Linked DNA regions of Mus musculus: regions 1 and 3 are each linked to region 2. A link is a loop called in an ENCODE intact Hi-C map of the cell type or tissue named here. Cell type or tissue: heart. All regions are shown on one strand.

What was found. A loop is a pair of places that touch in the nucleus more often than their neighbours do. Peaks named below come from ENCODE experiments on the same cell type or tissue, not always from the same donor. Only the 100,000 strongest peaks of a DNase experiment are listed, where the experiment ranks them.
Region 1: a loop joins it to region 2, with 3 times the contacts of the local background. A loop is called at or near these places in 9 of 42 quality-filtered maps.
Region 3: it touches region 2 in a loop (5-fold over the local background); 5 of 42 quality-filtered maps call a loop at or near these places.

What each region holds. Positions count from the first base shown.
Region 1 is chr2:75,134,551-75,142,550 of GRCm38, reverse strand. It overlaps Gm13652 (a long non-coding RNA gene), which reads left to right and starts at 4,576. Exons shown (of 3, transcript XR_374685.4): 1 at 4,576-5,287. It overlaps 2600014E21Rik (a long non-coding RNA gene), which reads right to left and starts at 4,896. Exons shown (of 12, transcript XR_001783367.2): 1 at 3,499-4,896; 2 at 3,178-3,261. In heart, a CTCF peak has its summit at 4,440; a DNase peak (open chromatin) is centred at 4,640; H3K4me3 peaks cover 1,278 bases; H3K27ac peaks cover 789 bases; H3K27me3 peaks cover 4,795 bases.
Region 2 is chr2:75,308,254-75,316,253 of GRCm38, reverse strand. It overlaps 2600014E21Rik (a long non-coding RNA gene), which reads right to left. Exons shown (of 12, transcript XR_001783367.2): 9 at 5,112-5,237; 10 at 3,243-3,663; 11 at 2,207-2,375; 12 at 1-1,230. It overlaps Gm39857 (a long non-coding RNA gene), which reads left to right. Exons shown (of 5, transcript XR_866459.3): 4 at 6,537-6,658. Among named protein-coding and RNA genes, the nearest start is that of Gm34401, 27 kb to the right of the region's middle. In heart, a CTCF peak has its summit at 3,815 (motif pointing right); a DNase peak (open chromatin) is centred at 4,863; H3K27me3 peaks cover 1,069 bases.
Region 3 is chr2:75,242,205-75,250,204 of GRCm38, reverse strand. It overlaps 2600014E21Rik (a long non-coding RNA gene), which reads right to left. Exons shown (of 12, transcript XR_001783367.2): 3 at 1,686-1,828. Among named protein-coding and RNA genes, the nearest start is that of Gm34401, 39 kb to the left of the region's middle. In heart, no CTCF peak of the experiment used is centred here; a DNase peak (open chromatin) is centred at 4,014.

The DNA.
Region 1 (8,000 bases), 170 kb after region 2:
TTTAAAAATATTTTATTTACACCAGAGCAGTTGGTTCGAAAAACACATAAAAGGGGAAAAGCTTGCATTCTTTCCGTCCAGTAATCAGAAAGTACTCAGTCCTTTCTCGAAGAGACTCGGATGTCATTCAACGCCTGGTATGGCCAGAAAGCTTAATTTGGTAAATCACAGATGCAGAGAGAAAGAGAAATCGGAAGAAAATGGTTCTGGCTCCTGAACGCTGCAATGATTTAAGATGTCCGTCGCAATGAGAGCTGAGGATCTACACCCTTTTCCCTAAAGGTTTCCAACCTTGACTTGAATGCATCTCCAGGGCTCTATCTTGCTGACACTGACATTTGTACTGGCCTTGCCTCTCTAGTTTCCTTGTATTTACCAAGACACTAAGTTTCTCACTGTTTTAAAATGGACTTTCATTGGGACTTCATAATGAAAGGTTAAAAACCAACTCTAAACATAATCATTTCCTAAAGTTAAAAGGTTCTCTCTCTCTCTCTCTCTCAAAAAAAAAAAAAAAAAAAAAAACCCTGAGGTGAGCTAGAAGGGTTGAATTAAATGTTCACAGACACGAGTGACAGCAAAGTGGCAAACGGCAGTCCCCTTTCCCAAAAGGCTACCAAAGCCTGCTGCTTCCCTGGCCTCAAGCTCAGAGTCATCCACTGAGCATGGGCCCCCTGGAGTGTGAACATGACAAGCTCTTGGGCACACCCTTCATCCCCTCCCTCTTGCCTCCCTCCCTGACACCAGACGATTCACAGATGACTTTTGACAGCCTGGGCCTTGGTAGAGGATCACTGTGGACCACAGCACCTACAACCCTGGCTCTTCTTTTCCCACAGAGAGCCCAGGATGCAGCAGGCCAGAGCAGTGGGCTTCCGTCATTGTGTCTTCCACTCAACAACATACATCCCTAGATGGATTCTTTATTCAGAATGTGCTGCACAATCCCTGCAAAAGCTCAGGGGCCATGTAGCTTCCTTCCTCTTTGGGGATTCTATGCACTTCTACACACACACACACACACACACACACACACACACACACACACACACACACACACAATTTCCCAAGCTGTATACTGATCAGAAGCTGGTAATCTAGCAAGCTCTGAGGTATGTGGTATTATTTTTTTTTGTACACCTGAGTTTTTGGAACTCTTATTTAAAGAGAGAAGGGGAGAGGTTGGCTGAAATACAATAACAGAAGACTCATTGTGGTCTGCAAGAGTTTTACTGGTACCCACAGGAACACTGCAGCCTCATCTGGATATATTCTGTGAGTCCTGTTCCTCTAGAGACCCCTGGCTAATCACTACCCATTCTAGGGAGAATCAAGTCCACGCTGAGGCCCATATGGCCTCCGTTGTTGCTTGGTGACCACACCTGCCTCCACCAGGATAGTCTAGGATGCAGTCCCTGACAGACATGCATCCAGCATTCATCCACCTGCTTGTTCAGGTGCTGGGAGCTAGGCTCGGGCAGAAGTCTCTGGGAGACCAGGCACCCTGGGTCTTGCCTTTAGGTGCATCTTGGGTTCTTTCTAATTACTCCAGAGGGATGAACTCTTCACCCCTTCACAGGATGAAGCCAACTCACATCAGCCCCATTTTACAGATCAAAGAAACTAAGCCCAGAGAGGCTGGCATGTCCAACACCACACAAAAAATGCAGAGCAGAATGGGAGTGAAGCCAATTGAGGGCTTTTTTGGAGTTGGCCCAGGAGACCGTGCCACCTGCCCTTAGACAGCTCCTGGCCTGATGAGGGAAGCCTTTGGGCTTCTAGCTTGGCTCCTCACTCATCTCTCTGAAGGTGGGTTTTCTGGATGAAGCAATTGAGATTCTTTCTTCTCAGTACTGACAGCTCCAGAGAGCTACACCCCTGTGGACAGAGTAAGTGCCAACCATGCTGGTCACCAATTATAATGCTTCAGCCAGCCCCGCCCCCTTTGAAAGCAGAGCTGCAAAAGTCCAATTATAAAGTATCTACCACAAAAGAGATATACTTCATACTTCAATAAAAACCAAATTTTAACCAGAAAGCTGTTACAATCTTTGAAGAATTGTCCCAATTGCTCTGGACACAAGCTTTTTGAAACACTGAATTGTTATACAGAATAAAAACGAAGAGTGTCCCCTTGATTCCCACACATGGGCACAGGTCTCTTTCTTAAAGCCCTGTGAGTTTTGGATAGACACAGTCTGAGCCCTTTTCTCTATCTCTCAAAATAAGAGGCAAAGAACATGAACCACCAGTTATAGCCAGGACAGAGAAGGACCAATTCCTCAGAACCTAACATCACTTTCTTCCTGGGCCTTTCCACTGCTAGGGAAATCTTAAGAAGAAAAAGAAGGGGGGGCGGAGGAGCAGGAGCAGGAGCAGGAGGAGGGGCAAGGGAAGAAGAACGAGGAAGGGGTGGTAAAAAGAAAGAAGAGGAGGAGGAGGAGGAAGAGGAGGAGGAGGAGGAGGAGGAGGAGGAGGAGGAGGAAGAAGAAGAAGAAGAAGAAGAAGAAGAAGAAGAAGAAGAAGAAGAAGAAGAAGAAGAAGAAGAAGAAAAGAAGAAAAAGAAAAATCTGGCTCACATTTGCAAATTGAAAGCATCTATAAAAAGAGCAAAATGGTTGCTGAAATAATTTAAGCACATTATTGTTTCTTTTAAGGATAAGCACAATCCTTTATTGTGTTCCTTTCAGAGCCTAGACCATCAAAGACAGGCTACCAGACCAAGTACTAAATTTTGTTCATGGTTAACGAATGACACAGAAAACTTAAAACTGCTCCCTTGCAGCCAAAATCAAAGAGCCCTCATGAGCAGACTCCTGGCACCCAGGGGGGAGAGTTACAGCGATAGTGAGGGAGGCAGTCCAGGGAGAGGCACACATTTCCAGGGGTCATATCAAATAATGCCACAACAGAAAACCACAACTAGATGTGTTGGAAGCACACACACACACACACACACACACACTCTTAAAAACTGTTGCCAAAGTCCTTCAAAGCCAAAGTCTAGAAGAACTCTGGGGTTATGGACACAGCAACAGCCATTTCAAAATCATCACTCCATTTACGAGTCCAATATCCATCCCTCTTATCACTCTGGCACACTACTTAGGAAATAACAGAGAAAGAGAAATATGAAGCTAGAGGCAGAAAATTTAATTAAAAAACAAAGCCACCCACCTTGCTTTCAGGGTCAGGAAGTACAAATGGCCTTCTTTTGTAGCAAGATTGAACTTAACACGGGTATGTCAAATGGCCATGTATCTGTTTAAAGAAATAGAAAATTGGCTTTTAAAAGGAAATAAAAGGTGTAGGCTCTCAGTCCTTCTCATTGCAAGTCTTAACCCCTCAAAGATAAAAAATAAATAAATAAAAAATGAAATAGAACACTAGCTCTCTGGTCAGGCAGAAGGCAGGGTCTCCACCGTTCCTCTGGTTTGCAAAAACAAAATAAAACCAAACAGCAACTGCAAACAGTGTTGTTTGCAGGAGGGTACAGACCTTAAAACAACTCGCGCCCTCCTGGGTCCCCAAAGCCTTCAGTGTGAGCTGTAGAAGCTGCACTCTCAACGCCAATGACACCATCGGCTGCTTAAATGGCACAAAAGTACACTTAGTACGAGAGCAAAGTGACTGACAGGGATCCGCCGAGCCAGCCCCACTGCCACTAGACCTGCCTTAAAGGCTCACACAAGGAGTATAAAAAGAAAAGCACATTTTGCAATAGAATAAATTCTTTTTTTTTTATTGAGACCGCGGAAAGTCACATGACCCTGAATGTAGCCTTTTAGGAAAGCAACAGAAGTGGTAAAGAAAGGAGTGTGTGTGAGTGTGTGTGTTGGGGGCTGGGGGGAACTGCCTTCTTCCTCTGCTGCCTCCCAGCCTGTCCGCCGCAGTCCACATTCTTCTGGGCGCATCTGTGGAGCTATTAAGTGGGATAATCCCTCTGGCCTTTGATACATTTCTGGACATGATTATTTCATTACTCGCAGTATATCAGTAGGATCATAATAAAAAGGACTTCTGACAACCTGCCAAGAGTTTTGTGGCCTTGTAAACACAAAAGTGCTCTAATAAAATTTTATTAAGTGTTAAAAAGTCATAAAAAGTGAAATAACATAAACTACAAAATTTACTGTCCTCAGCAAATGCTGAAAATATCGTCCACAGTAAAATTAAATTAGCATGTAATAGACAGAGCAGCAGTGTAGAGTGGGTTTAAAAGAGGATCCAGGGGGAAAATGACACTGTAACCTAATCAGGGTCACGGGGATTTAATTCGGATCCCCCCGCCCCAAATGTGAATAAATGTGCTGATTACAGACAAGAGCTCCGGGGTTACCAGAACCTCGCACATTGTCAATACTTTGCAAGAAATAATATATTGCAGATTGTAAGGCGCGCGGGGAAACCCAGCCGGCGTCCGGGGGCAGCGGCGCGGGCCAGGGTGTCCACTAGGGCGCGCTGTGAGACCGGGAATCTCCAGCAGGGTGCCCACGCCGCCCGGGGCCCTCGCACTCCGAGCCTCGCCCCCTCCAAATCATATTTACAGTGCGAGGGTCTCCCCCACCCACTCCTGTGACATTTTCTCCAAATCGGAAGAAAATGAAGTGTAGGTCGAGCTTTGCCGCGGGCAGCCCTCAGTTCCCCTCTTTCGGATCAAGAGCCTGGATGTGGGAGACGTTGTCCACTGTGATGCTAAGCCTGGGGGTGGGGGGAGCATTGGGGGAGGGGGCAGGCCAGCGCTCCTGGAGTGACCGTCCCCCCAAAGTAAGGCCGAAGATGACACGAGGCCGATGTCCAGCTCGTCTTAGGCCTCCGAGGCGCTCCAAAGGCTAACGGGGGTCAAGTCCGTTCCCGCTGGGGACAAGTGCATCAGCTCCAGAACGACCTCTCCCTTGCTTAGCCCTGCCCCGGGAGATCAGAGTGACCCAACGCCCTGGGGTACCGGCTCCCGCCTCCCTGTCGTCTCGTCTTGTTGGGCCAATCGTCTGGCTCTGGGTCGCTGCCCGGGCGCACGGGCTCAGGAAGGCAGCAGCTGCACGGGGTTCCCATTCCACCCGGGACAGGTATGGACCGGCCGGGCCCCTGGAGAGAGTCTCCTCTGAGCCCATCGCTGAGGCTCCGCCGGGAAAAGAGTAAACCTTCCTCTCCACGCTACTCCAAGTGGACACTGATGGGCAGGAAAAGGCTGGAACGAAAAGCCCTGGCCTTTGCTGGCCTCGATGGCTTTGCAGAAGAGAGGTGGCCTCCACCCACGTCTCCCCTCCCCCTCCGCGCCACACAGCAGGTTTGTAAAGAGAGGGATGCAAGTTTTGAAAGTTATGTTCTTCCAAGGAGAAAGGTGTTGGTCATGGTGCCCATAAGTGCTTTTTAGCCACAGAAAGTCAACATGTCACCTCTGTTTCTGCAATCCCCAAATGATGGTAATGCTGACTCTGAAGAGAGCGTGTGTTAATTGGAAGTTAGTGAAATGGGAAATGAGTGGGCAGTGACGTGTTTCGGGGCATTATTTCTCCTTAGGGATGGCCAAGGTCTGAGGCTCCATTTAAGAATTGGCCATTTTGCCAGAAACTATGTGCTTTTAGTCAAATCCAATTAAAGCCTGGAGTGGTGAGTTCACAGGCTCACACCGGGTCCTAGGGGGTCCCCGAAGAGGCTTCCGCCACAGCTACTAGCCTAAAGACAGCTTGTAGTTGCAGTTTTCCAGGTAGCAGGACGCCTTGAGGTGGGTGCACAAAGGCAAAGAGAATCCCCAAGCCGGCGAGGGGCAGAACTCACTGATTAACACGCCCCATGCTGCTTGCAGAGGGTGCGATGGCCCCTACCTGTACATACTTCTTGGTTTTTGAGAAGGGTGTTTGACTATTTTTAAATGGCAATGTTTCTCATCATCTGCAAAATACAGTGTTGAATTTTAAGTAGGTTGGAACAGAGGGCTTAAAAAAGTAAACACATCAATTTAATGTGATTTGACTGTTGCTATAAAGGCGTTGAGGGTTAATACAAACAGAACTTAAAGGAATGGATATATAACTGATACAGTTCCTCTTTGGGGCCATGTGTCTGTCTGTGGGGATGGAGCAGGTGGCACTGCAGACAGCAACTGTGGATGTGGTGGGTCATTACTACCTTTTACTGCCTATAAATACTTCCCCCTAATGGGTCAGAATGAGAGATTTTCATTTAAAACTCGTAAACTTGTTTTCTTGCACTTATGAAGTTCACGGAACTTCTACTTGCACTATTCTGTTCTGTGTTCGCATTTTAGATTAAAAAAATCTGTTCTTCAATTTTAAAAGTATATTCATAAATGTTAAAACATCACAACTATTTCACCTTTCTCCAGCTACACATGGGATCGTGGTAGTCAGTCTTTTTATTATTATTATTAATTATTATTATTATTATTATTATTATTAATTGAAGAAGATAGCTACAACCCCATTCAAGATATTTAGAAAGGGCTTCCAAGCTTGTAACTCTATATCAGATTGCAATTTATATTAAAATTTGAGGTCAAACATTTTCATAAGGAAACTTGATGCATATGTTCTAAAAGAGTATAAGTATATTCTGTAAAAATGGCTTCCCTATGCTATATCCCACCTGCCTCTCCCCCCAAAAAAACTTCAGGGTTTATTTTTCCACTCTCTAAAACTGTAGTAATCTGATATATAAATTATATAGGTAATTTTGCTCTGTTAAAATGGTAGTAACTTTTTAATGCATTTCGAGGAAACTAAAAGAACATTCTTTGCCCTTTTATGTTTGTAGAACTTGAAAAAGTAAAGAGTTTGTTAAAATATTTTACTATTGAAGCCAGTGACCAATAAAATGTGAAAAATTACTTTTTTCCAGAAAACTTTTAAAATTGGCATGAATATTTTAATTACGGTCTTTCTCCTAAGTGCCCCAAATGTTTAGCTATATCTGCTATCAGTTAAAAAAATATTGAGTTTCATATTCTATTCCATCTTTTGCACATTGAAAAAGCTGGTAACTGTTGTGTGTTTGTCTTCTTTTGATAGCCACGAACTGGATTTGAGCATGTGCGTTAGAGTAAAAAACCAAGCCAAGTTCATTTCTCTTTCTAGAATCTGGCATTAATCCTGGGTCTCGCTTTTTATGCACACAGGCTGCTATTGAAATCAATTTGGACATGACAAGTTGAAGGGAAATGTTAAGACAGTGTGCGTTTTATACTGAAGAATATATATTAAGGTATAAAATAGCAAATAGCTGGAGTTGAATCATGAGGTCTATCAGTCAGTCTCTGCATGATCATTTAAAGGTACCTTTGCACAGAGGGATTTTCCTGTGTTCTGTATTTATGAGTCTCTAAATTACTTTACCCTGCAAGTTCAAAACTCAATAACCAAACACCAAATTTATGTATTTTTAAGGTGACTAAGGTTAAGAATATGAGGAGCAGATTGGTTTATGGAAGCAAGCAAGCACTGCAAATTGTATTTCAAAATACTAACTCAGCTTCCGTTTCTGACAGGAGTCTCGTGGTCAGCTCATCACTTTCCCAGATCGGCTTTAAACCCGTAAGGGAAAACTATATTTTCCACCTTAGAAATTCGTATTTAAGTTTCCCTAACTGCAAAATCACTCTGAAGCAGAGTGTTTTATGAAAAGGGCCATTTCGTGTGTTAGTTCCATCGATTATGTATGAATGTATAAAAGTCTAGTTTAAAGACCAGTAAAAGTGAGGAAATTCCAAGTCAAGAGAGCTAATTCCATTCATAATTCATCCCGGTGCTGGTCTCAGGAAACTGGAGGTCTGTAGTGACACTTACGGATATCAGTTGACTTACTTTGTAAGCGGGGAAACAGCTTACTCTGACCCTGCCGGAGGAGGCTTAACTTGATAAAAGGAGGGAATGTCAGGCTAGGATTTTTGGTTACCCAGGAATTTTCCAATCACACCACTTTTATAGATTTTCACTTTTGAAAGTGTAAACACTGAAGGACACCGTGTGTGTGTGTGTGTGTGT
Region 2 (8,000 bases):
GGCCATTTTAATGCAGCTGTCGGTTACCATGGCAATTAAAAGGGGAGGGACTTCATGAAGCTACCCCCAGATACTGGGTATCCAACGAGGGAGGGAGACAGGGATGCTCAGGGAGGCAGTGAAGGTGAATGGAGCCCTGTGCTGTTGCCCAGGGCACTGGTTGGGGAAGATAAAGGTCGAAGCTAGGAGGCAGCCTCTGTCCTGGGTGATTTGAAATGCCTGACCTGGCAAATGTCTACCAAAAGAATATAGAAGCTTGTCTGGGACCTCTTTCTCCCAGCTGGTTAAAAAAAAAAAAAAGGGGTGGGGGGGAATCCTACCCTACCACTGAGTGGGTGGGGAAAAGGGACAGCAGTAGGAATTGTTTGTGAATATTTGCTAGCTTATAATGCTTTGGGGATACTACATCATTCTGTAAGGATTCCTGAATAAGGTTATTATGGGTGAAGTCATTTTTGTAATAAAGTTGGTTGTAACTGTGGGTCATAAATCATGGGTTCTGGTACTTAAAAAAAAAAGCTAAACAAGCCTCTGTTACCGCACACTGTCCTCCTTTAAAATATTTTGATTTCACTACAAATCTTCTATTGACCGGCATGAGGGAAATCCACCCAGGGAGCCAAGGATTCCCTCTGTCCCCACAGCAGTGACAGCCGTCGTGCTAGCATCTGGGCCTCCCGGGATGATTTCCTGAGGTGTGATGGTATTTATGGTGTGCTTTCTCTATCAGAAAGGCAAACAGCCTCTCAAGTGACCCCAGAACGTTTGCATCATGGCTTCTCCTGCTAATTGATTCATCCCCTGGCAGGGCCTGAGACACAGGCTGTCAGCTGGGCACACTCCTTCCTGGCTGCAGACGCTGAAGATTAAGGTGAATAATAAGCAAAGATGTTAATAAAATTGTTAAATGTCAAAACCGTACAACCCACGGCCATTCGAAGCCTGTCAGCTCTTCTAGAACCATTCTGTAAATAAACACTGTCTCTGCCCCTTGTCCTTTTTCCCAGCCGAAACTTCATAACCCTTGTTAAGGGAATTAGGAAGTGTCTCGAACAACACTGCTTGTCTGATCTCTTCCACTGCTTCTTCCTTTTCAATAAGGGTCCAGGCCAGAGTGAAAGGGAAGGTTATCATATGAAATGCTTCTCAGACGTAATAAAGCAGAAAGGAGAAGGTGGTCACAGCGGCAGTTGTACGAGGGACGGAGTGTGGATCTCTATAGCTCAGTGGCTGCAAAGCAGAAAATGAAGATTGTAAAAACGTCACATAAAGAAAAAATGCACAGTGGATTCGTTTTGCGATGCCCATAATTCAGTAATGCCTTTAAGTAGCTAGAAGAAATATAATAAATGTTTTTCCACAACATTGATCATACTGTATCAGAGGAAATATTAGTGTGCAGGGAGCCATGATTACACTGGTAGTAATTCTCAGTGCAGAAAACTGGGAGAAGATGGGACCCTTTATGGGCCCAACTTTTATTGGCTGCAGTTATTTACCTTTAAGAATACGCTTAATACAATGTCCTATAGCCAAACATTTTGGGGGGAATTCAAACCAGCCTTTTCAGTAAATCAGAAACCCTGCCACCATTTTATAGAATGTATGTATATGTGTGTGTATATATATATATATGTATATGTGTGTATATATATATGTACATATATAAGCATATGCAAAAGTATATATTCATGCGGATGCTCTGATACGTTCCAGAATACAAAAGCAAGGCAATTGACCATGTAAAAATTCTAGGAAGCCTGTAAAACAGGTTCTTCCTCTGTATTCTAAACCCCGATAGGAGTGGACAGGTTTACAGCCTGTGATTCCATCCAAATGTCACCTGTATATATAACATCTCTCCAAAGAAATTAACTGGATTATTGGATTATATACTGTAATAAAATGTGTGGTCGAGGAGAGGATATGCATGCCATGTGACTGAATTTGCAGCTTCTTCTTCTTCTTCTTCTTCTTCTTCTTCTTCTTCTTCTTCTTCTTCTTCTTCTTCTTCTTCTTCTTCTTCTTCCTCCTCCTCCTCTTCCTCTCCTCCTCCTCCTCACCTTCCTCCTCCTTCCTTTCTTCCTTCTCCCTCCCCATTCTTCTCATATCCTAACGCACCAAAGAAAACTTTGCAAAACAGGTCTGGTTTTTTTTTTTCTTTTCTCTTTTTTCCTTAAGTAGAGAAGAAACCAACTGTTTGTACCTGCCTCTTGCTCCTCTGGCAGGAGCTGGTAATGCTTATTGCTGGCTGAAGCTGTGCCGGTACAGACGGCTCCTATGTTCTACAGAAAAGTTCCACATCCACTCTCCGTGGGCTCCAGGTGAACTCCAGAACTCATTCTATGCAGGGCTGGAGTACATGGCATAGACTCCTGCAGAATTAAAAGGAGAGGTGAGACCTGAGCTTGCCCGATGCTCTAGAGTCCTGATAAAGCCCTGTTGTGAAGGTGACTAAGAGGAGCCAGAAGGCAGAGGAAACTCAGAGGGAACAACCACGACAAAGCATCTGGACCATCCAGCATCCGGACAGCCCAGCATCTGGACAATCCGGCTTGCAGTTAAAAGGCTTTCCCCAAAGCAATGCAAACTGGATAAAGACTGCAGTCAGCTGCTCTGCCTCAACCATCTCGTCCCTAACTCTCCTTGACACAAATAGGAATCTTGTCCCAGGCAAAGGCGGTCTTTCCTCCTCTTTCTCCCAGGACTCTTTGCTTGATGTAAATCACAGGCTTGGCCTCTGTAGCTGGACACCTGAAATACATTATGCAAAGAAAGGGTACTTGGAGTTTTTTGTTGTTATGATTTTATTTCAGTGACATTAAATCTTAGCTTTAGTATGTGCTTTCCACACTGGATTGTTTACTGCTTTGTTTGGTTACTGTTTGTATCACAGAGGAGAAAGTTCTCTCAAACTTCCTAAGGAGACAGGTGGTTGGAGGAAGGCCGCCGAGTCTGTGAAGCCTAAGGGAGAGAGGTAACATGTATACCTGGCAAGTCTCTCTGGAGGAGCGGTGCCTGGCATGTCCCTGTGTCGCCTGGTGCACTCGACACTGACATGACCATGCACGACTCCCAGGCTGGTATAACATCACAGACTTCTGTCCCAGTTTCTTGCCTGAGCCAGGCGGGAGACACTTTGTAGGCAGCTTTGTACACGTAACACTGTTCTCAAGCAAAGACAGTTGTTCCTGGGTGTTGGCTTCTTTTTATTAAGGTAGAAAATTTTCTTTTTGTCTTACCTAATTAATTTCCTGGCAGTTGAAAGAGTACAATTAAAAGCAAGGATGTTTCAAGGTGGTTTTCTTTTTGAATTTCCTCTTGGGAATAGTATCCCATTAAAAGCTCAACTGAAAAAGTTTGGTAAGGTTAGGTGGGAAGTCCTGGTCTCTCATCTCTCTTTTCTCTTTTCTTGCCCTCTTTGTCCCTTCCTCCTCTCTTCCCTTTGCTTCTTTTTCATTCATCTATTCTCTTCACTATCCCGTTTTTCCTTTTCCTCCTTCTTTTAATTCATCTTTAATAAATACTGATGAGTTTCCTAGTGAGGTTCTACAATAAAACACGTTCAGGGTTGCAGAGCCTTCCCTGAAGCGTTTACCAACGGAAGGTAGTGAAACTTCTGGTATTGCCGGGTGTGTAGGTCAGGCATCACCCCTTCTGCACCTGCAGAAACAGATGGATTAGGGGAATCAGAGATACTCCTCAATTTTAAAATTAACGATTTTTAAATTTTAAAACAATAAGAATATATGATTATAAAACAGGTTACATTTGAAAAATGAGATACACTTGTAATTATTGCGATAGCCGCTGGATGGCACTGTTGCATACATCTGGTGGAAAACCTTTCCACTTAGCCCGGCATCGGGTTTTGAAGATTTTTAGGGGTTACCTTTTGACTGGACAGATGCCGTCAGACTTGTAGACTGTCTTCCCTTTTGGAGAAGTTGGTCCAAATCTCAAATGTCCCTCTCCACTGAGAATTCTCATCTTTCCAGATGAGGGTCCTCAAACAATTCAGTATATTTAAAAGGAGAGTTATCCTTTTATGATGGTTTCCAACATTATATATTGATTGTAATGAGCACACTCTAAATTCCAAGTGGAATAAGGCAAAAATTAAGCTATAGACGCCCTGGATTTATAAGGTGCCCTCCCCGACCCCCCAAATAGCTTCCAACAGTTTCCTATCTGTTCACTCATCTGATTCCCAGCAGTCTTAGGGAGCTACCTGCTTTAGTTCTTAATGGAGTCAAACTTGAGGTGTGAAATAAAGGCAATGAAGTCATAGTTTGTTCTGGCTTTGCCCAGAGGAAAGCAAACTAAATGTATGCTCCAGGCAGCTTCCAGTTTGCAAAAATCACTTGTTGAAATTTTGCTAGTTCTTGAGTTTATTTTTATTTTTATTTTTTTAGTTTTACCATTATATACTCCATGGACACTTCGGGACTTAAAATTTTATTTTGACAAATATAGGTCATTTTGTGCAGCTGACGTTATACAGAAATTGGACCTGGAGAGTGTTCAAATGCTGGGGGGGGGGGGGGGGGAGACCTTGCCCAGCTAAAGCAGTGAAGAGAAATGGATTAACAGATGGTACAGCAGTCAGCCTTCCATATGACCATGAGCTTCAATGGCGCTGTGTAGTTCAGTGTCTTTCTTTTGACTCCAACTTTGAGCTTGTTTTCTTTAACTTCCTCTTGTGCCTTTGGCCTGGGGAAGCCAGAGGGCTTGGGGGACTACTGGCCTAGATTTTTAGATGGGGGGAGGGATGGAACTCTGTGTTCTAGTGAATTATCAGAGAGCTATGCTGCCTGCCGTCTACGGGATGCTTTGATCCAAAATTTCAGTCATTGTTTCCACATTTAGGGGCTGGAATGAACATCAAAGGAGTGGGTGTACGGAATTTACTGAATGCCAGGGAAGTACAATAACATACAGAGGACATAAGCAAATCCCAGTGGCAAAATTTGCTGCCAATTCTTGTGCATAATAGAGGCCCTAAAGTGACAGTCTATCTTTGACAAATGCATAATGATATCAACGCCAAGGGAAGGAACTTGCATGCTGAAAGGTGAATAGAGGAGTCAGGAACAATTCAGTGGACTTACACACTTCCTCCCTGTGTTTTCTCACAACAAGGAAAGCAGATGTCACAAGTGTATTAGGTAATCGGTGGATGGGGCTGCAGGCTTGCCAGCAGGTCTGGACCAACCTGGCTCTTTCAAGATATTTCTCTGAAGATGAGAATAAAATATGATTATAAGTTATTTATCTTCGGGAGGGAAAAAATAAGGAATAAGTAGAGTGAGAATCACTCTCTTGTTCTGTCTTGGGTAGTTCCAGATTTTAAGGCCCATATGTTGTTTGCTATAACTTCTTCGCCTCCCAGGGCCAATGCATTTCAAACACTCCAGCTAGTCACTGCTCTGAGGAGTCTCAGAAGCCAAGGCTCATTTGTATCCAGAGTCTTTGTTCAAATATGGATTTTGCTTAATTTCTGTGCACATAAAGTAAAAAGCACAGAACTGAAACCAGGCCGTTGTGTGATCATCTAAAAACCTACTTTTCAAGCTCCTTTAAGTTTTAGTTTTGATATAAAAACAATAAAATGACCATAAAAAAGTTTTCAGAAGCGTTGACATTACGAGCAGTCACTAACCAAGGCTGTTCCCAGAATGACTGAACAAATCTGGATGGAATTCTTGAGATGTTAACGGCCATACAGTTCCATCTCTAAATATTTCATCTAGAAGGTGATTCGATGAGGATCCTATAGAATAAGATTCACGCCTCCAGGGTCCCAGAAGCTATGTGGCTATGGATTTCACTGTTGTCACCAGAGTTGCTATGGGAAGGCAAAGGCTGTTTCTTGCCCTCAGTTTGAAAAACTTAGAAAAGGCAGACAAATATAAAGATGATGTCTGTAAGCTACTTCAAAAACAGTTAGACTGGGTATAGAGGTTTTTGAGGAGGGAGTTTCAAGTATGCAATCAACAGTGGAAACAGCGTCTATATCTTGTGTGCTTACACTAGTGGTGAATACAACAGAAGCAATGGCAAGGTGTGTGTGTGTGTGTGTGTGTGTGTGTGTGTAACTCTACTTGTGCCAGCCTACTTCAAAAAAAAAAAAAAAAAAAAAAGAGCCAGCATTTCTGTCTTTGGCTTTAGACAAACCAGGCAGATTTTGTTTTTATAGGTCGAAATCACATCCAGCACAGCCCTCCTAGCTCTTCTGTACTTCTTACAGTTCTTCTAAAGCCTTGCCTAACGTAGTAAATGGGGGTCCTGGAAGGGTCCTGCTGTCTATTGTGCATGTTAAGTAAATGCAATAATTCTCATCATTTCAGGCTCCATAATGAAGTGGCCCAATGCTTGGCAACCTCAGAAAGTGGACAAGCAGGCATTCAACTGGATGAGCCAGGGCTTTCTGGCATTAAAAGTGTAATATTTATGAGCTAATTTAATCACAGAAGAAAATATTGAGTAGGTGACTGAGTAAAATGATGACTGTGTATTATGTTTTCGCCATGCAGCTGGATAAACACATTCAGTGACAGACCTTGGCAAGGACTGCAAAGATGTTCTCGACAATGCTGTGACTAAATATTAGGTGCTGTCTAGAATTCACCGCACTTGGGGGCTTGAGCAAAGCCAGGTGAGTTTGAGCTGGCAAATGTGGATGAAGCTATGTGTGCTCATGGGATCGTATAAACACTGGAGTCTTTTTGCTGCCTGGGAAATTGCTGCTCTAGCATTCACTTTCATCTATGTCCCCGAGAGAATTTCCCACTCAATATCTTAGTCTGAATGTTGGGGTGGGGGAGCTTTTGATCATAGGACCCAGGTTTCTGAAAGCCCAACCAAAGCATTCCCAATCACACAGACCTGGGGAGAGAAGAAATGCTTTGCCTAGACATCAGAGACCTGACAAAGAAGATTGCATTTTGCTCTGACTTAATCTAAAAGAGTAAAAATTTAAGTTCTGCTAGCCTGCCTCTGAATTTCTTTAAATTACATCATTTCTGGTTTCTAAAACAACCATAAGGATATTTGAGAAGAAAGAATGAGCAGTATTAACAGTTCTGAAGGATTTGTATCTAAGACAAAAAGAAATCCTTGCACACGAGAATCTCAAAAATTCAACAAAATGGATCTTGGTGGATTCTTTCATTCTCCTCTGGGTTTTTATTCTACTAATAAAGCAAACATTTTAAGGTCTTAGTTCTTATTGTTGAAGCATGTAAAACATCTTTATACAAGGAGGAGGAAGAAGAAAAGGCAGAAGAATAAGAACAAATCTACCTGGGTCTAAGAAGATGGCGCTATGGGTAACAGACATTGGATTCTCAGCACCCACATAAAAAAGTCTAGGCGTGTAATCTTAGTGATGGGGAAATGAAGACAGGGGAGTCCAGGGGCATGCTGGCCAAGCAATACTGCCAACTAATGAGCAGCAGACTCAGTTGACCCTGTCTCAAAAATAAGACTCAGAACTATAGAAGACATCCAATATCTGACCTTTACATGTATACTCACACACACACACACACACACACACACACACACACACACACACGCACGCACGCACACACACACATGCGCACACACCTTTATGAATGTGGTCATGTGTGGCAATCTAGCTAGATGTCATAGCCAGATGTCCTAGTTAAGGCTTTACTGCTGTGAACAGATACCATGACTAAGGCAACTCTTATAAGGACAACATTTAATTGCTGCTGGCTTACAAGTTCGAAGTTTCAGTTCATTATCATCAAGGTGGGGATGGCAACATCCAGGCAGGCATGGAGTAGGAGGAGCTCAGAGTTCTACATCTTGTTTTGAAAGACAAACAGGAAAAGACTGACTTCTAGGCAGCTAGGATGAAGGTCTTTGAGTTCACGCCCACAATGACAAACTTTCTCCAATAAGGCCACACCTACTCCAACAAGGCCACACCTCCCTATAGTGCTACTCCCTGTATCACTGTCTTTTGTTCT
Region 3 (8,000 bases), 66 kb after region 2:
CTTCTGATTTCGACTCAGTCCCAGGCTTCGGTGGATCTTCACTTGTCAGTGGTGAGTGAAGTCAGATTATTTCTCTGTGTCAGCAATAGGAGCCAGAGTGTGTCTTTGAACTTGAGTCATCTCTTACTTGACTGTTCAACAAACCACAGCTGCAGGCAGTCTGCTAGGCAGATCAATGTGAGCTCTTTCTCTACCCATGTAGGACTAAAAAAAAAATATTTATTTTAATTATATGTGTACATGTGCATGTCTCTATGTGTGTGTAGACACGTGTGTGCAAGGGTAAGATCTGCCTGGAGCTGGGGTCACAGGCAGTTATGAGCCACCCTATGTAGATGCTGGGAATGTAACTCAGGTCCTCTGGAAAAGGAGGAACTAATTTTAACATTTGAGCCATCTCCCCTAGCTTCTCTGACACCCAACCGTGTACTTTTAAGTACTTTTTTTCTTTTTAATATACTTAAGGTATGACTTCAGTTTTAATAACAGACATACAAACAGTCAAAATGCAAAAGAAAATAATGGACTATTAGAACATTTCAACTAGCAAGAGAAGTAACATGATTTTAATCTCAAAAATGGCTTCCCTTACAATGGTGAAGTGTCTGCGTGACGTATTTTAGTAAGTGGCTAACTGATAAAGAAACCAACGTCATCATCATTTAAAAAAATATTTGTTCCTCTATTATGAGGATTGCAATACCTTACATAATTGATATAGAAAACAAGTGATGTAAACATGTGAATTGTACTAAACACCAAACAAACAAACAGGAAGAGGGCTGGTAGCCTACAGATGTTAACTATTACCACCAACCTGGACCAATCAGGATGACAGGCTCTCAGACCTGTGAGGTCACTTTCTGTCGTTCATGGATAAAGCCCTCCTTTCCATGGTAGCCTTGTTTCACACAGTGTAAGCCTGAACATCGTTCCACAATACAGCACCAGCTCCAAGCACAACGCTGAGCTGCAGAGCTGCTTTTGACCCGTGCTGTCGGAATCTTCATGCCTTCAGCTCCTGAGTTTTGTTCTAAACCCTTCTCACCTGAGCTTCACAACGTGTGTTCCTCTTGACCTGGATTTTGCCAAACGGAAATAGTCTAGGAAACTGTTTTTCCAGATTTTCTAGTGTTCTAGCCTTAGTCTTAGAGAAGCTATCCATTAACAGCAATGTCGTAAGATGGATCTAGTCTCTGGGTCCCTGGGGCTTATTGTTTTGGTGATTTTGTAGCATTCTGTCTCCCCAAAGTATGCACTCACCTGCTTACCATCCATCTCTCCTTCTCAGAGATGCTCCAGGAGAGATGGGACATTGTTTTGTCTTTTTTTTTTTTTTTTTTTAAATCACGGTCCCCTGTGCTGAAAGTGATTCCCAGTCTATTGAAAGAAATACCACGAACAATTGTTGAATGACCAGGTAAATTGTTACAAATGGAAAAGGTCTCCTTCACCCCCAAAGTATCTAGTCAGAACAGCATTGTTTCCTTCCTACTAGGGAAAGCTTAGCATCGTTCTAACCTCTCACAGTAAAATCTCACCAGCTAAGTCCTTAGTAATGTTAATCCCTTAGTCCTCTCTACTGTTGTCAAGGCCTGAGGTGAGACCAAACACGACACGACTGAGGTTTGCAAAAAAAAAAAATATATATATATATTTTTAATATAATTTAAAAATATACTCACTGGGGGAAGGCTCATAAAATTCAGCTTCAGCCACAATCTGGACGATGGGCTGCCAAGCGCTGCATAAATAAATCATCGAGTCATTTTGGCATCCTGTGGGCCAGAAGGAATATCTTCCTCAGTAGATTTAAAGAGACACAGTTCTGAAAGAAATGGGAGCAAGTGAGTGATTAAACAGGCACTCTCTTGTTATTATTTAGCATTTGGAAAGGTCCTTGAAGTGGTAAATTGCACATTTTACCCAAGGCAGATTTCTCTTTTTCCCTCTAATTGGAATCCTCCATAGAGTTGAAAGAACCCATTCAAATATTCACTGATACCCCCTCTTACTGTGCAACTACTAAAACACTTAAAAAAGAAAAATCCCAGCAACTGGAAGGATAGATCGTTAGTATACTTGTAACCATGTATGTTAACCATGTAAACTAGGCAAGTCAGAGGTCTTGCTCAGTGACTGGAGGGTGAGCAGGGAAAGTTGAGTATTGTGAGTGATACAGAAATGTGCAGCAGGGCTGGCTAGTTGGTACTGACAGTCCAGGGTGAGCCTGTCTTCTCCTTCTCACATATATACATTGGTGTGCACATAGGCACACACACACACACACACACACACACACACACACACACACGCATGCATGACAGCCTTTTCCCTGATTAGCTTTCTCCAGGTCACCTAATCTACAACTGGTCTTCATAAACTCCCTGAACTCCCTGGGATAAAGAATACTGAATGAAAATGATGGGTTCACATCCTGTGATTTTAGACCCATGAGAGGAATCCGAATCCTTCTTCTGACCTCCAAGGAGAAAAGGAAAGCAGCTCCAAGGTTTGCAGAAAGTTATTTCAACCCTGTTCACAAGAAGAGTCTGTGTGACGGTAGGTGAGGGCCAGTGGAGGTGAAAATGGCTGAACATGTTCTCCAAACCACTGATTAAGGTGCAGTGCCAGTGATGTGCAAGTGTGCACCAAATCCAATCAACTCGGAGAGGAGTGACAAGACTTTATGTAAAATGTATGTGTGGACTCACACACAGTGCAGACATTCCAGGTAGCCCCATTGTACCCCTCTTCTCTCTATGTGCACAAGTATGCATATGTGCAGCTGTGTGAACACACAGAAACCCACCACCACACTGTTGCTGAGACGGGGTCTCACTATGTAGTTCAGGCTATAGTTCTTTTTCTTTAAAATATCTATCTATCTATCTATCTATCTATCTATCTATCTATCTATCTATCTATCTATCTATCTATCATGTATGAGTACCTGTAGCTGTCTGCAGACATATCAGAAGAGGGCATCAGATCACATTGTAGATGGCTGTGAGCTACCATGTAGTTGCTGGGAGTTGAACTCAGGACATTTGGAAGGGCAGTCCAAAGTGCTCTTAACCACTGAGCCATCTGTCCAGCCCTCAGGCTGTGGTTCTTGAATCACATCCTTCTGTCTCAGCCTCCTATGCGCCCTTTCTTCACAGACTTCCTTTTTAGTTGTCTTGTCTTTCAGTTAACTGACCAAAAATTTCAGTTGGTATTTGGGTCCTTTTTGTGCTTTGTATTCACTAAAATAAAGAAGTTCCTTATCTGCCTACTTGGTGAATCTGCCTCCGTCAGCAGCTGATAGCCCCCGTTTGGATTATTAACCAGTTAGTTTCTTCAAGAGAAGAAGTCATTAGCTTCTAACATTACTCAGGGGTGTCAGGAGACATGGATATTAGATCTTTCCATTCAATTCCATCTTTAATTTAATCTCTAGAATTTTTTATTTTATTTTATTTCAGTGTTAGGTGTTGGCTGGCTGTTCCACTTAAAACCACATTTTTTATTTATTCATAGTGGTGCTACTTTAAAAAAAAAATTATAACAACTCAATAGCCACTATAATGATTACAAACCGACAAATTCTGCAGTAATGGCTTCCCCCATCTAGGCTCCAAAGCTACCAAGACCTAGGAGCAGTGTGAAATAGATTCCAGGCACTGACAGGTTAAGGATCATTTGCATAAATTAGCAAGTTTTGCAAATGAATTCATCTAGTGAGAAGTGAGACACGGGACACTGCATTTTAATAATTGACATTCCACATGAAATGCAATGTTCTGAAGGGGGAAATTGAGCTCCAGGTTGCTATTAGAAGCAGTGGACCAGCACGAGTGAGAAGGAGCGCCATCCCCCATGCGTGAGTTACGCTCCTGAATAACAACTACCCAGTTCTGATGGGCTTCTTTTAATAACAGTGTGAGCGAGCACGTGCCGGCTGAGAGAGGCATTGAGAAGGATCTACTCCTAGGCGGGATAGCACAGGAAATGAAAATAACAGCCTTCAGGAAGCCGCCTTCACAAGCAAGTCTTCACATGCTCCTCCGAAAATAATCTTCTATTTTCCATTTGACTTGGCAACAACCCCACCCCCACCCACTTCCCCTTCAATTTCACAAAAACACTTAGGGGGTTATTTAAATATATACAGGACTCGGGCAAAAAAAAAATTAAATAGCCCAAATTGGAGGTTGTCTCTCATAATGTTGGTTAAATTACAAATAAAGATAAGTGGGCCATTTTGCTGCCTCCTCCCAGTTTAATTTGTTTAAGAACAGGCCACATTGCTAGCTAGCAGGACTAGCGACTAGTGTGCCAGATGAGTGTGTCTCCTAAGATGAGTGTTGGCTGGTCAGTCAAAGTCAGAGTATGCAGCGTGTCGGAAATACAAACTGCTCACACATGCCATCTGAGAGCTGGAAACAAGTCCGTCCATAATGGTGTTTCCTGGCATAGTTTATAATTAACATAAAATGAATTAAATCACTCACTTGATAGACTTTTTTTTTCCAAGTTCATGTAGAGTAAGTGTGTCATATCAATTAATTCTCAATGAACTGCAGCAGCCAATAAAATGTTTCCGAGACACTGGTAATAGTCCAAGATATTGATGGAAGAGGTCTCATCATTAATATGAGTAGGAGACTCACGTCACATACAGAGAGCTACCGGAGAGAATTCCTTCCTCAGAAAGGGAGTGTAGTTACTGCCAGCTGCCTCTGGTTGTTTCCAATTTGCTGAGTTTTCTGTCTCTCACTCACAATGATACCCTTTTCACTTTGCCACACGACAAAATTGCCTACCATGACTGTCTATTGTGTGAGACCTCTACCCTGAAAAAGCTAATACTTAGGAACAAGTTAGATAGACTCCAACGGCAAGAACAGACTACACTGGCCGTATAATGAAAGTGTTTTCAAAGGCTTTTCTGTGTGTTCAGAATCACAAATAATTGACATATAGAACCGGATGCAAACGGATGGTTGGCTTGCAGAATTTGAACTGAACATTTTGGAGCCGCTTCTTGTTTGTGTTTCGCTGTCTTAACCAGTTGGTTTGTTATGATGTAGGCAAAGCCCAAATGGCCCATGGAACTTTGCTGGTCATAAATGATTTTATGACCTAGAACCCAGCAGCCATTGGGTCTGTCACTGCTGAGGTTGTGTTCAATGACACCTCTCTGAGCTTCTCTCGGCAGAGATGCCCTTTCTTTTGTACACACTTTCCTTTCACTTAGAGGGTACTGGTTGGTCCTCGGGCTCGACACTTGTGAGAGTGTGAGAGGTATTCCTTTGTCTAGGCCTCTCCATCTGCATGCTTGCAGCAACATGAAATAAAGAGATGCCGACGAGCCAGTTGGTGTGTGTAATGAGTTGCCGTGGCTCTTCTCCCAATAAAGGGTGTGTTCAGACACTGCTTATTTATAGACCAATAAAGAGAAAATTCCACTGTTCTCTTCAGCAGGCTGAGGATAAATAGCTCTTCCGTTTCTAACAGTTAATGTTCACAGACACAAAAGCAACTGCTCTGAACATTAAGCCAACATTTACCCCCCTGTGGAGGGAGGATTCTTTAGATTTGAAACAATGGAAGGTAAGATATAATCTTTCCCATTTTAGAACAGCTTCGCTGCGGCTTGCTTTCCTTAGTGGAGAGGTGCTCTCAGCCTCATCGGGTTGCAGATGAAGCATCCTCTCGTGTGCCTACACGATTTCTCTGCGGCCCTGGAGCTCAGTCCTCCGTGGAACGGAGCAGACAAAAAGCCACAGTGCAGATGCCCTCTGCAGAGGCTTGTCTGCTGCTTTGAGCGGATCTTCCTGGTATGCATGCAGCAAACGCTTCCTATTTTCACATTCTAGAGCAAGGGAGAACATAAATTATTCCTAATTCTTGATTCTATGATGAAGTAGCCATCTGGCCTGATAGCACAGTGACAGTGATATAGGAGTGAGCACTCCATGCTTGGTCTACTGCACAGAAAAGGACAATGGGACATATTTTAAAATGTCAGCCTCCATCAGAACAATATTTGGGAAAGTTTACATTTATGAAAATAGATAGTATTGAAAATACATCATGATGCAGATCTCATCACGGCTGCTGGACGGCTGAATTGAATTAAGAATGAATTTGAATGTTTCTAATTAAATCCGTGTTATCCCCCTCCATGCTAAGTTTTCCTCATCTGTAAGAAGCACCATCAACACATCACTGTTGGGCAGATGTGTCACAAACAAGGTTGAACTTTTTGCCTCACTACGTGTACATTGAATTCTTGGCTATAGGTATATGATGAATTTAGATATTTCCAGGCAGTAAAAAAGAAATAGTGCCCAACAGTATGTTTGTATTTACCACCAGAGAAGGAGTACATAGCATCATCATGAAGGCTGTTAAAACCTAACAAGAGTGTAAGATTTAGGTATAGAGGATAATCAAAATGGTGTTTATTATCTTATTTCCACGGAGGTTCCTCACAAATACTAGGCAAGGGTTCTACACTGAGGTACATCTTCAGATTCTGAAGACTCCTTATTAAAAATAGTCTTGAACTAGTTTATAAGCCTCGGGGTTTGTTTTGTTTTAAAAACATGGACTGAATACTTCTAACGCATCAAACAGTGAATGTGGCATCTATGATGGTCCTTGGTTGTCAACTTCACTGGATTAGAAGATGTCTTACCAAGATAGGTAAAACATATCCATGCATCTGTGTGTCAGAGACGATTGCGTGTCTTGCCATGTCTGTGTTGAGGGACGGGAGGGCACCTAGTTCTGAATGTGGCTGACAGCTTGCATAAAAGGGTACAGAGGAGGAAGTCAGCATGGCCACACCTGCAAACTTTCCTTTCGGGTCATTATATCTACCAGTTTATTTCCATTATCATGTGACCAAATGACACCAGATTCCAGCTTCTTTGGCAACAGGACATTTCTACAAATGACAGTCATGAAACATCCAGGTCTTCATGCTGGGCTGGGACTGCTGAGGTATCCTGGGTCGAGCAAACATTTCTCTTTCTTCTTTTTTTCAAGACAGGGTTTCTCTGTGTAGCCCTGGCTGTCCTGGAACTCACTCTAGACCAGACTGGCCTCGAACTCAGAAATCTTCCTGCCTCTGCCTCCCAAGTGCTGGGATTAAAGGCATGCACCACCAATGCCCATCTCAAGAAAACATTTCTACACAATGTGGTCACTTGCTGTTGAATTATGTGGCCCCTATTATGAAAGCCAATCCAATAAATCTTCTTTTGTGGTATATGTGTACGTATGCTATTGGTTCTTATTCTTTAGAGAACTCTGATATAATATCACATTGAAGCTTGAGAGGAGACAATAAGAACATAGTTGATTGCCTTAATGTAACCGATGGGCAAGACTTTGGTAGGAATATGTTCTAACCGCACAAAGTGATTACCTATGCATGCAACAGGCAGTGTCTTACTGACTCACTCTTGAACAACTCCAGAGATTGACCTACCTGGGCATCAAGGGAATGAAGAGAGGGCAGACATACGGACACAGAGATAGCTGGAATCAGAAGGTCTAAGCTTCCTGATGAAGAAGCAGCAGTACCCCAGGAGCTCAGTGTGTTTATTGTATACGGTTAAATTGTGTGCAATAAGCATACCTTCCTATTTAGGACACACAGCTGAACAAGGAGGCAGATTTGGCTAATCCCACTAGGAATAGCATCTGTCCTTCTGGCTGGAAACGTGAGAAGAAAGATACTATGGACATTTTCAGCACCTGCATCCAGACCAACAGAAGGCTTTGCTGTCCCTCTGAACCTCACCTGGGAAAGGTGTTGTCACTCCTAGGGGTCTGAAGCACTGAATTCCTTGACATTCCATGTCAATGACACACATTTGCTCAGGACTTCTCTTGCTCCCCACACTCCAGCACTGTTTTGGGAAGTCAGTCATGGTACCCTCGGGGCTACAGAACTTGTCGTGTGTAGCAAGTAAGAGGCTAGATAAGGCAAGAGCTCTGTT